2 separate regions of the Homo sapiens genome follow, and region 2 is linked to region 1. A link is a contact called in ENCODE Hi-C or POLR2A ChIA-PET data. All regions are on one chromosome and are shown on one strand. Each heading gives the region's core, a stretch centred on a gene start or an enhancer-like site at or near the end of the contact. The rest is flanking DNA. Distances are from core to core; before and after follow the strand shown. Region 1 overlaps CARMN (cardiac mesoderm enhancer-associated non-coding RNA). Region 2 has its middle 26 kb from the start of MIR145.

What was found. A loop is a pair of places that touch in the nucleus more often than their neighbours do. ChIA-PET counts read pairs that join two places held with the same protein, here RNA polymerase II (POLR2A).
Region 2: a map of naive thymus-derived CD4-positive, alpha-beta T cell shows a loop between it and region 1 (2.5-fold over the local background). The contact joins two enhancer-like sites. A Hi-C loop is called at or near these places in 1 of 168 maps with a recorded cell type or tissue (naive thymus-derived CD4-positive, alpha-beta T cell) and 1 of 37 single-sample maps with no recorded cell type. POLR2A ChIA-PET finds 5 or more read pairs at or near these places in 5 of 52 experiments (HEK293T, MCF 10A, T-cell and 2 more).

The regions. Positions count from the first base shown.
Region 1 is chr5:149,420,972-149,426,978 of GRCh38, reverse strand. It overlaps CARMN (cardiac mesoderm enhancer-associated non-coding RNA), which reads right to left. Exons shown (of 5, transcript NR_105060.1): 2 at 5,378-5,498; 3 at 2,582-2,889. Among named protein-coding and RNA genes, the nearest start is that of MIR143, 4.9 kb to the left of the region's middle. RefSeq lists enhancers at 4,007-4,798, 1,466-4,849. Within about 2 kb of position 4,183, at least 17 of the 41 ENCODE cell types and tissues checked have a DNase peak (open chromatin) inside an H3K27ac peak, as active enhancers do.
Region 2 is chr5:149,453,809-149,459,570 of GRCh38, reverse strand. No RefSeq gene overlaps it. Among named protein-coding and RNA genes, the nearest start is that of MIR145, 26 kb to the right of the region's middle. RefSeq lists an enhancer at 1,508-2,008. Within about 2 kb of position 3,475, at least 15 of the 41 ENCODE cell types and tissues checked have a DNase peak (open chromatin) inside an H3K27ac peak, as active enhancers do.

The sequences.
Region 1 (6,007 bases), core at 2,934-5,433:
GAGGATCGCTTGAGCCTAGAGTTCAAGATCAGCCTGGGCAACATGGGGAGCCCTTGTCTCTAATAAAAAAAAAAAAAAAGGCTGGGAGCAGTGGCTTACACCTGTAATCCCAACCCTTTGGGAGGCCAAGGTAGGCGGATCACCTGAGGTTGGGAGTTCGAGACCAGCCCGGCCAACATGGTGAAACCCTGTCTCTACTAAAAATACAAAAATTAGCCAGGCGTGGTGGCGGGAGCCTGTAATCCCAGCTACCTGGGAGGCTGAGGCAGGAGAATGGTTTGAACCCGGGGAGGTGGAGGTTGCAGTGAGCCGAGATCTTGCCATTGCACTCCAGCCTGGGTGACAGAGTGAGACTCCGTCTCAAAAAAAAAAAAAAAAGTCTGTCTCTTACACTCAGTCTGGGAAGAGTGGAAAGAGTGTTTCCCTCTGGTCTATCATGCCAGCAGGCAGGTCAGTAGGTCAGTTCTGACAGCCTGTGTAGAGGACAGCCTCTGTCTAAGGTATTCCCAGCCAGATAACTGCTTTCCTCTTCTGTGGAATTATCTTGCAGAAACTCTTTTCAACTGCATTTGGTGGCTGGGCACAGTGGCTCACGCCTGTAATCCTGAGCACTTTGGGAAGCCGAGGCAGGTGGATCGCTTGAGCCCAGGAGTTCAAGACCAGCCTGGGCAACACGATGAAATCCTGTCTCTATCCAAAAATACGAAAAATTAGCCAGTCTCATAGCCTGGTCTCTACATAAATAAATAAATAGATTTTTTAAAACCGTGCATTTGGCTGGGGAGTGATTCCGACATTGGACTCCCTCGCAGGTCACAGACAGCTGGTCTATTCCACTCTCCACGGCTCCCACTGCCCCTGAGAGAGAAGAGCTTAGTGTGGTCAGCAAAGAGATTTCAATAAGAATCAGGGAGGGTTATCCTGGAAAAGAGATGATTTGCTGCTGAGAACTAAGCTGACAAGGTGTGTCCTCTGCCTTCACTTGGTGCGTGATTATTTCCAAAGCCCTTTCACATAAACTACCTTTGGCTTCTCACGTGCAGCTGGTGGGTAAGTGGTTTTGGGGAGTTTGTAGTCTCTGCTGGGAGACAGGACACAACAGAATGGAAAGCGAATTGACAGGGAGCATTCTGTTGTGGAATGGATCAGTTGCTCCCTGTGAATTTGCTTTCAGTCCTATTTACCGTGGGGTACAAAGCCTCAGTTTGCTGCTATCATGTCTTTGACACCTTTCTAACTCTCACTTATTGCCCAGGCTTCAGGCCCAGGGCCTTGCAAGCCACACTATCAGGTTAAACCATAATAACATTGTTTCATTTTTACTGTATTTATGGTTACCTTTATTTCCTAATTAGGCACAGTGTTAGAGTTTGCTATTTACAGTAGCTATTTCTATGTGTAATAAAAAGGACTCATCCTACATTTAAAAATATTATAATCATTTGCAGACATGGAAGAAATAAAATAGGGGGCATCTGAATGACTGAGTTTGGAAAACAGAGTCCGATACCATTTAATCATCAGAATGGCTGGTGCTGCTGGCAAGGGAATGTTATTGCTCCTACATGGAGGACCAGGAAGGGGATTGTTCCAGGGTCACAGGGCCTGAGCTTGGACCAGAGGAGTTGAAGACCATTTCCACCAAGGCCATTTCCATTCCAAGATGTAGGCTAAGATTATTGCAGCAAAGATAGCATCTCCCCTAGGTTTAGAAACGAGAACTAGATGGGAGGTAGTCCCATGCTTCTGAAGGAGAAACTGATGCAGGGAGAAGGGCTGAGGCACAGCCTCTGACCAGGGGAAGGTGTTTGCCTCCATCTCCTCTGTGGCCCTTGAATCTGCTTGCCCCTTGCTGTTGGTGCCTCGTTCTGTTCCTTTGTGTCTGGAATAATCATCGTGATAATGAATGTAATAAGCACAATCATTTGTGGAATTTTATAGTCCTGGATATTGAATGTTTTCTTTGTGCAAGTCCTTGTGCATCCACAAAGCTCCATGGGAAGGGAATTTTCCAAGGGTACAGAGCTGAGAACTGAGCTGGGGTTCCTAACCCAGGGCCCTCGTTTTAACCTCTACGCTGAATGTCTCATGCCCTGTCCAATTGGCCAGGCCTTGGTTTGGGGGCAGGGTCTAATCATTTCACCTGTCCCTTCAGCGCACTGCCTCTTCTATGTGCCAAGGGGAAGTGGGACTGAGAGCCTCGCTGTCCTTGACCTGGAGGACCTCGGTCAGATTGAGTAGAAGGAAAATTCCCCTCACAAGGTGAATAGGGGGCAGACTCAAGTGGGATGAGGAGAGAGAGAGAGAGAGAGCCCAAGAAAGGACAGCCAAGCACACCTGGAGGACAAAAAGGTTCCCACCCCTGGGGAAGCTGAGAAGGCTTCCTGGAGGAGGAGTCAGTGCAGCTGGGCTATGAGGAGGGGCAGAGGGGCCGGGAGGGAGGTGCTTCTCCTGGCTCCAGCAGCTCTTCCCTTGAGTCTTGCATACTTAGCACTTGTCCCAACCCCTGCCTCCTTCACATGAGGGCCTTACTGAGAAGAGGGGTCTATGGCCACCCCCCACCCCGCCCCATTCCACTTACCCCACCAAAGGCTCCCTCCTACTCTGGATCCCCAGTCAGGATGAGAGACACCGCTTGGGGGTCCCAGGTTCCACTTCTTAACGAGGCCCTTCTTTCTGTGGCTGCTTCCCCTTCTGTGAAAGGTGATGTTGAACCAGGTGGCCTCAGTTTTACCTGGCGGCTCTGGGTGCCGGCTCCCGGCAGTGTGGGGGACAGCTCCTGGGTGGATGGGCTGTTTCTGCCTCTGTGTTCCCCATGTCTTCAGGAAATGTCTCTGGCTGTGGGGGACCTCTGTCTTCTGTTGGGAGGCTTGGAGAGGCGTGGGTGAGCTGGGGAGGAGAAAATAAACAGTGGCTGTCTGGGTTTTCTCGCCAGGCCTGAGCCAGGAGGCCTCCCTGAGCTCCTTCCCTTATATGGCCAGGCTGCTCTGGGCTGGGAGCTTGCTGCAGTGCACCCCCACCCTCCACCACCACTCAGAGGGCCAGGGGCCACTGCTGGTCACCCAGGACTCTGCTGCTGCAGAAGCCAGAGCAGGGCTAAAGGTGGAGGGCAGGCCCCAGGACGTGTGCCAGGAATCGCCTGGACAACCTGGGCAACTGGGGAGGATTTATGTTGAGATAAGGGATGGGGGAGAGGAACACCCAGAGAAAGAGGGGACCTACCCCATCCTGACTTAACCCCCAACTCATGGTGTGATCCTAACCAAGCCCTTTCCCTCTCTGGGCTTCTGTTTCTCCCCCTGTCAAATGAGGGTGTGGAAAATAAGAATTAATTCTCACACTCATTCTGTGAGGTGGCAGCTTGTGTAACCTCATTTTGCAGAAGGGAAAACTGGCTTGGAGAGGCTAAGTAATTTGACCACAGCTTTCCAGCTGAAAGGGAGCAAGGCAGGATTTGAACTCGGGGCCTTCCGATGTCAAGGTCTGTGTTCTGAATTGGCTGGTTGTCAAGGCTCCCGTTGCGGGTCACAGTCACTTTCATGTGCCTTATGGAAAAGGGATTCTGTGAAGTTGCAATCCTGGAAGACCAGGGAGGCCCCAGTGCCCAGTGACCCAGCCCGAAGGAGGCTGTTTCATGAAGGAAGGGGAACAGGGCCTGTAAGTATTCACCCTGGTGTCCCCGGCACATCACACAGGGCGTGGCACAGGCTCAGGGATCAGAAAGGAGTGATGTGGAATCACCAAGAAAGGAAGTTTCAGCAGTCACACCCGTCCTCTCACCCCCAGACACATTCTGAGGATGAAAGAAAACAAGGCATGAGAAAGCACCAAGATGCCACCTTTAAGACAGCATTGTCTGTTCAGAAGCTCTTTCTTCCCTCTGAAGCATGCCCCGAGTCTCATCCCCAGGCCAGTGTCTTCTGAGCTGACTCCCCGCTCAGCCCAGCTGCAGGACTGAAAGATGAGGTCAATCTGCTCAAGGACGGGGCTCTGCTCACAGCCCGCAGCAGTGGCCATGGGAGAGGCTGCCGGAGGGGAGGGTGAGGGGGGAAGTGGGGGCGGGTCTGGGAACAGCTCGGAAATGTGCCTCGCAAAAGCACTAACATCCTGTGCGCTGTTGAGCTAGCCCTGGAACCTCCCTCACCCCATCCATCACTGTGGCATCCTCTCAGACCCCAACCCCCTTCCTGAGGCCCACGGGTGGGGTGAGGGAGCCAAGGACCGACTGTCAGTGTGTCCGAGAGACCACAGCTGGCAGTTCTGCAGGTCTGTTTAGTGTCGGAGCCGGACAGTCGGGGGGAGGAGGCGCCTGTAGCCCTCCTAATCCAATTTGTTTAAACCCAGTCTCTGTGGCTTATTTGCCAGTGAGGGAGGACTGGGTGTGCGCTGTGCCGGGGTGCACGTTTGCACACATTTGTGGGGCCTGCAGGGGTGAACAGGTGGACCATGTTATGTAAGACAGGCCTGGGCCTTGTCCCACATCCCTGGATGTCAGCTCCTTTCCTGGAACCCGGCCTCCTCCTCCCTTCTCCTCTGCTCACCTCCAAATCTTCCTGCACTTTTTCCATCCACATGAGAACTGGTGCCAGAATTCTCCTTTGCAACTGACTCTACATGCAACTCTGAGTGAATGCTTTCACCTCTCCAGGCCTCAGTTTCTCCACTCATCTTATGGAGCTGGCACCTCACCCTACCTGTTCCACCATGTGCATGAACTTAAAAAATTGGCAAGTGTGGGAATAATGTGATGAATGGTAAAAACTGCTCTGTTTTCTTGAGTTTCACTATGTGCCAAGGGCTGTGCCTGGGGACACCAGCCCAACCTCACAAATCCTCTCAAAGCCCTATGAGCTGGCTCTTTATCACTAGGCTCAGAGAGGTTGAGTGACTCGTCCAAGATCACACAGCCCCAGGTCTTCCTGCTTTGGGAGCTCAACCCTGTTTACTCCTTTCTAGGGAAGATTACTATTATTTTCCACATTTCTTTCAAGTCTGTTATTCACCGAATCAAGTTGAGTAACAGAGGCTTTATGTCCAAATCACACGGGCTTTGCATTGCTATTTCGTAAGGAGGATGGGGTAGACCGGATTCTTGGCTCCTAGTTGGATTTCCCTTCTTGGGTTCCATTTCTTTTTACCTACAACCCAGACGCTGACAGCCCTGAACTGCCCGCACTGCCACCAATCAGTGGGGGGTCTTCCTTTACCAAGGCCCATTCTGCTTCTTGTCATCCTCAGGCCCAGTTTCTTGGTCATTCTGAGGTTAGGGTGGGGAGTTTATCCTGAGGGACCCAGGATACTCCAGGAGCCACCTGCAGGTGGGCTGGGGTGGGGAGCGGATGTGGGTGCCGGAAGGGTGGAGGTGGGGTGGGCTCACAGTTCTGTCTCCGGGCTGCCTGCTGCTGGCCCTCCTCTGGTCCCAGGAGGCTGCTTCTCCAGAGTTCTTGCTTCTCTGACATCAGCATGGCGGGGTGGCTCCCACCAGCTAGCGCCCTTGCCTGTAAGAAACAAAGATCCCACCTGTCAGAAGGACACCAGGGTGCCCTACGGGTACGGTCATGGCCTTTGAGGGTCCTGACCAGGCTGCCAGGCTCTGAGGGATGGAGAATGGGCCTGGGCCACTTCTGGATACTCTTGGGCTAAACCTACTGAGATCTTCCGGGCCTCAGAGATCCTGCCCCTTGGGCCCTGAGCAGCCATTATCCCTTCTTGGCCTGCCTGGCTTTTAAGGGAGAGCTTGTGAGAAACTCCAAGCTCCAAGAGCAGGAGGAGCCACCTTCCCTTCTCAGCACACCCAGGCCCCTTAACAAAAGAACTGTCCTGAAAGGAAATTTCCCAGAGGCTCCTCTGACCAATGCCCCCACCTCAGCCTCACACATAAGAAAGGAGCATGTAGGATTAAATCGAAACCTGGGGTTAACATGATGACCAAGACCAAAGGGACAGGCTTGTGGCTGTCTTTGACCCCTTCCGTGTACACAAAGCTTTCAGCCTTCAAAACACTCCC
Region 2 (5,762 bases), core at 2,226-4,725, 33 kb before region 1:
GGGTTTCACCATGTTGGCCAGGGTGGTCTCAAACTCCTGACCTCAGGTGACCCACCCACCTCAGCCTCCCAAAGTGCTGGGATTACAGGCATGAGCCACCGTGCCCGGCCTCCTACTCAGATCTTTAACCTCTCTGGAGTTTGCCTTTGTGTGGATTAGGTTCAGCCCTCAGGTAGCAAATGAGTTGCCATAGCACCAGCTCCTAAACACTCATGTTTCTTTTTCTTTTTCTTTCTTTCTTTCTTTTTTCTTTTTTTTTTTTCTGAGACAGAGTCTGACTCTGTTGCCCAGGCTGGAGTGTAGTGGTGCAATCTCAGTTTACTGCAACCTCTGCCTCCTGGGTTCAAGCAATTCTCCTGCCTCAGCCTCCCGAGTAGCTGGGATTACAGGCATGCACCACCACGCCTAGCTAATTTTTGTATTTTTAGTAGAGATGGGGTTTTGCCATGTTGGCCAGGCTGGTCTTGAACTCCTGACCTCAGGTGATCCACCTGCCTCGGCCTCCCAAAGGGCTGGGATTTTAGGCATCCCACCACGCCCGGCCAACAGTCACGTTTCTAATAGGCAGAGTGTCTTCCTCTGGCCTGGTGGCTTTGGGCTTGTGTCTGGAATCTGCTGACCAGCAGCTTTCTAAGTCCCCGCCTCAATTTGTAGCTCTGAGAAACAGCCACATGGAGCGGAGAGATCATAGATGTGAATGAAACTGCTCTGTAAATCAGAAGAGGTGCGAGGAGGCTGTGGGTAGATGCTGATGAGGCCAAGCAGGCTCCTGGGAAACAGAGGCAGCACCCAGAGAGCAGAGGCAGCCTGGGAGCCCTGCCCTCCTCTCAGCTCTGTCCCTGCCCCCAGTGACCACCTTGGGAGGTGATACCTCATGTGTGGGAGGGCAGGGCCTCTGTCTCTTCTCAAAGGTGTAACCCAGTGCCAGGGCTATGAGGATGCCCAGGGCTCTGAATAGCTACTTATCTGCCCACTTGATGTGGAGCAAAGCCCTTCTGGGTGCCAGAAAGATGGGGGTTTCCAGGACTCATTGTTCCTGTGTTTTGGCTTATTCCTTAGATGGGGTGTGGTAGGAGAGGCTGGACTCGACAGAAGACCTGGGCCCTGCTCCTCGCTCATCCAGGACTTGAACGGGACCCTTTGCCTCTCTAGGCTTCAGTCCCCCCATGTATAAACTAAGATATTATTTCTGTCCAGTGGTAAAATTCTGAACTCTCTTTCCCACCTCAAATTACAAGAGGTATTTATTGAGTGATTTCTGGGTATGGTGGGGGGAAGCCTCCATACACTTTGTTTGTTTTCTGAGATGAGGGCCTGGCTATGTTGCCCAGGCTGGATTTGAACTCCCAGGCTCAAGTGATCCTTTTGCCTCAGCCTCCTGAATAGCTGGGACTACAGGCACCTGCCACCACACCAAACAACCACTATACACTTTTATCAATTTAGTCCTTACACCTCTAAGAGGTAGCTACTATTGGCAAGTGACAAAGATGGAATTTATGCTTTTGTAGTTTTAAGAATGCATTAGCCAGGTGCAGTGGCTCGCATTTGTAATCCCAGCCCTTTGGGAGGCCGAGGCGGGTGGATCACAAGGTCAGGAGTTCGAGACCAGCCTGGTCAACATGGTGAAACCCCGTCTCTACTAAAAATACAAAAATTAGCCGGGCGTGGTGGCGCATGCCTGTAATCCTAGCTGCTTAGGAGGCTGAGGCAGGAGAATTGCTTGAACCTGGGAGGTGGAGGTTGCAGGGAGCTGAGATCACGCCACTGCACTCCAGCCTGGGCGACAGAGTGAGACTCTGTCTTAGAGAAAAAAAAAAAGAATGCATTGCCCCAGCCCTGTGAGGCCCCCCAGGTCATGGGTCCCTGGCAGTTGACACCTCCTCCACTCCGCTGCCTGATGCCGTGTGCTTACCTGGCCAGTGTCTTCCACCTGCCACCAGGCCCTCCTGAGACCCTCTGATACACTCAGGTGTGGGCTTTACTGAAGGCCTGCCCAGCCTGGGGGATGTGTGTCTGGTGCCGGGACCCTGGCTCGCCAAGCCCTGCACTGGTCAGTCTCTAAGGCAGGTTTCCCAGTCCACAGATATGCTTGTCAGCCTCTGGTGGCTGCTTGGCTTACATTCTGATTTATTGAAAATGCTAGGCTGGGTGTGGTGGCTCACGCCTGTAATCCCAGCACTTTGGGAGGTTGAGGTGGGTTGACTGCTTAAGCCCAGGAGTCCAAGACCAGCCTGGACAGCATAGCAAAAGCCCATCTCTACTAAAAATACACAAAAATTAGCCAGACATGATGGCATGTGCCTGTGGTCACAGCTACCCAGGAGGCTGAGGTGGGAGGATCACCTGAGCCCTGGGAGGTCGAGGGTGCAGTCAGCTGTGATCACACCACTGCACTCCAGCCTGGGTGACAGGGTGACAGAGCAAGACTCTGTCTCGAGGAAAAAAAAAAAAAAGAAGAAGAAAAAGAAAAATGGAAAAATCTGGCAGTACCAGGCCTGTGTTTGCTCATGGAAAAATTCAGTGGGAACTGCAGGCCCTTGGCCTGACTTAGCCCTGTGCTCCTTCTCAGAGCGCCTCTTATCTGCAGTCCCCTTGCCTCATCTCTGTTCTCATTTCTGTTATCTGCCCGCTTCCAGAGGTGGGTGATTTTTTTTACTCCTATGTAGTCTGTATGTCAAAATCAGTCAAATAATTCAAGGGAAGCTCTGCTCACTATGTCCTGCTCTTGTTGATTGACCACTTGAACACATCGTGGCTCTGAGAAGTCCCTTCCTTCCTTCCTTCTTTCCTTCCTTTTTTCCTCCCTTCCTTCCTGCCTCCTTCCTTCCTTCCTTCGTTTCTTTCTTTCCTTCTTTCTCCTTCTTTTCTTTCCCTCTCTCTTTCTTTCTTCTTTTGTTCTTTCTCTCTCTCTCTTTCTTTCTCCTTCCTTCATTTTACCTCTCACCCCCCAACTCTCTCTTTCTTTCTTAAATGGGGTCTTATTCTGTCACCCAGGCTGGAGTACAGTGGTGTGATCACAACTTACTGGAGTCTTGAACTCCTCCTGGGTGATCCTCCTGAGTTGGCCTCTTGCCTCCTTCTCCTGAATAGCTGGGACTACTGGCACATGCCACCATGCCCAGTTCCCTGCTGTTTCTTAAAGCATAGTTGTCCCCATTCGATACAGTGGGTGCCTCCCCAGGGCTGATGCTTTGGTACCTTCTCAGAGCACTGATCAGGTCTCAGTTAGGTGGTGAGGAGTCCCTCTGTGATGTGGGAGAAGCTGCCTGTTCGACTCACAGAAGAGACAGAGATGAAAGGAGATCAAGTGACCAACTTCAAACTCTAAGCCAGTGAGTCAGTGTTCAACCCCAAGCCTTGCCCTTGGCTCAGGCGTCCCCTCACCATATCCTGAGGGTTATACGTAATTAGAACCTGTCCCTGAGGACACTGACCACTGGTTACAGATCCTCCCCGGCTGCGTGTTCTGCTCAGGTGGGGAACGCTGACTCACACCCAGGCCACGCCAGTGGCCAAAACAACCTAGAGATCATTCCCTCGGCCTAGGTCTTTCATGTCAGCTGGAGTAGCTTGGCAGCGGCTTCTGGAGTGCGCTGTTGAGAGCGATTCTGCATCTGTGCTCAGTGAAGGGGAGGGAGTACTACTGTCGACTGGTGATGCTGGCTGTGGGCTGGGAAGCAAGCAGTGGGGGCCTGTGTCTTGAATTGACATCCTGGATCTAGCCTGTGGGTCAGAGGCCCTTCATGGGGTTGAGGGGAGCTCATGAGAGAAAACTGGGCTCTACAGTTTTTGTAAAGGGAGCTGAAGCATGAAGGAGACAGTTGAAGGCATGACCCTCAGGCTACACACAGGCCAAGCCAGCCTCAGTGTGCCTACCAGTCCCATAGCCCCATTCTCAGAGGCTGCCAGGCTGGTGCCACAGAGCCCACCCCGCCCCCCGACCTCCAGCTACAGCTGATTGGACGTGGGTGGGAACCCCATCTATAGGCTGATTCACCAGGCTTTGAGGCAGCCTGGTGGGAAATTAACTGGACAAGTAGATCCTCTTTTCGGGAATGTGAATTCAAGGCAAAGAGTGGAACAGTTGGCAGCAAGAACTGAAGCTGTAAGATGAAAATGGAGAGAGTGAGGAGAGAGGCTGAGTGCGGGTAATGATACACCCTAGAGTGATGAGGCTCCCACCCCAGTTCCTGAAGCTGACATGACCAGCTCCCTGGAGTCACCTTGCGTGAGGGTGTGGGAGGCAAGAAATATAGGCTAGTTTACCAATAATTGTTTCCCCATTACCCATTGAATCTGTTTCTTTTTGTAAAAAAAATCCTTATTTATTTATTTACTTTTTAGTTTTTATTATTATATTTTTTGAGACAGAGTCTCACTCTGTCATCCAGGCTGGAGTGCAATGGCAAGATCTCGGCTCACTGCAATCTCCACCTCCCGGGTTCAAGCAATTCTCTTGCCTTAGCCTCCCAAGTAGCTGGGATTACAGGCGCCCACCACCATGCCTGGCTAATTTTTGTATTTTTAGTAGAGATGGCCTCTCACCATGTTGGCCAGGCTGGTCTTGAGCTCCTGGCCTCAAGTGATCCACCTGCCTTGGCCTCCCAAAGTGCTGGGATAACAGGCATGAACCACTGCCCCCAGGCCTATTTATTTATTTATTTATTTATTTATTTATTTATTTATTTATTTTTTGAGACGGAGTCTTGCTCTGTCACCCAGGCTGGAGTGCAGTGGCACGATCTCGGCTCACTGCAACCTCTGCCTCCCAGGTTTAAGCGATTCTCCTGCCTTGCCTCAGCCTCCCGAGTAGCTGGGACTACAGGCTCGTGCCACCACGCCTGGCTAATTTTTTGTATTTTTAGTAGAGACAGGGTTTCACCATGTTCGCCAGGATGTTCTCGATCTTTGGACCTCATGATCTGCCTGCCTCAGCCTCCCAAAGAGCTGAGATTATAGGCGTGAGCCACTGCACCCAGCCTTATTTACTTTTTTAAAGACAAGTTCTCACTATGTCGCCCAGGCTGGAGTACGGTGGTGAAATCGCAGCTGATTACAGCCCTTGAACTCCTGGGCTTAAGTGATCCTCCTGCCTCAGCCTCCCAAGTAGCTAGGACTATGGTCTTGTGCCACCACACCCAGCTAAATTTACTTATTGTAGAGACAGGGGTTTTGCTCTTTTGCCTAGGCTGGTCTCAAACTCCTGGGCTCAAGGGATCCTCCTGACTCAGCCTCCCAAATAGCTAGGAATACAGGTTTGAGTCACAGCACCTGGCCACTTGAATCTATTTCTGGCCAAAGAGATTTTTCCTGTGCCGAGGGCTGGGGCCTGCTCTCTAGACCTACTGGGCCTCAGCTTCCAAGTGGGGACGGCAAGTCCGCCCTGGCTCCCTGTGAGATCATGGAGTGGGCTCCCTCCTGTGACAGCTGACTTCAGTTAGAACTCATGCTGGGGGCATTTCCTGGGCCACGGAGGGCCAGGGACCAGCCACTGTGGTAGAGCATGGCATCTTCCCTGTGACACCTGTCTTCAGGTGCCAGGTCTAGGAACAGGTCTTAGTCTTGGGGGTAGGACTTTGACCTTAAGAAAACACGTACATTTCTCACAGCTGCAGTCTGGTTTGCCTTTTCATTACTTCAATAAATATTGACAGTGAATAGATAAAAGCCTGGGCTTGGGAGCCAGGCCACCCGGATATGAATCCTAGCAGTGGTGTGACCTTGGATAAGTTATATGAGCTCTCTGTGCCTCAGTTTCC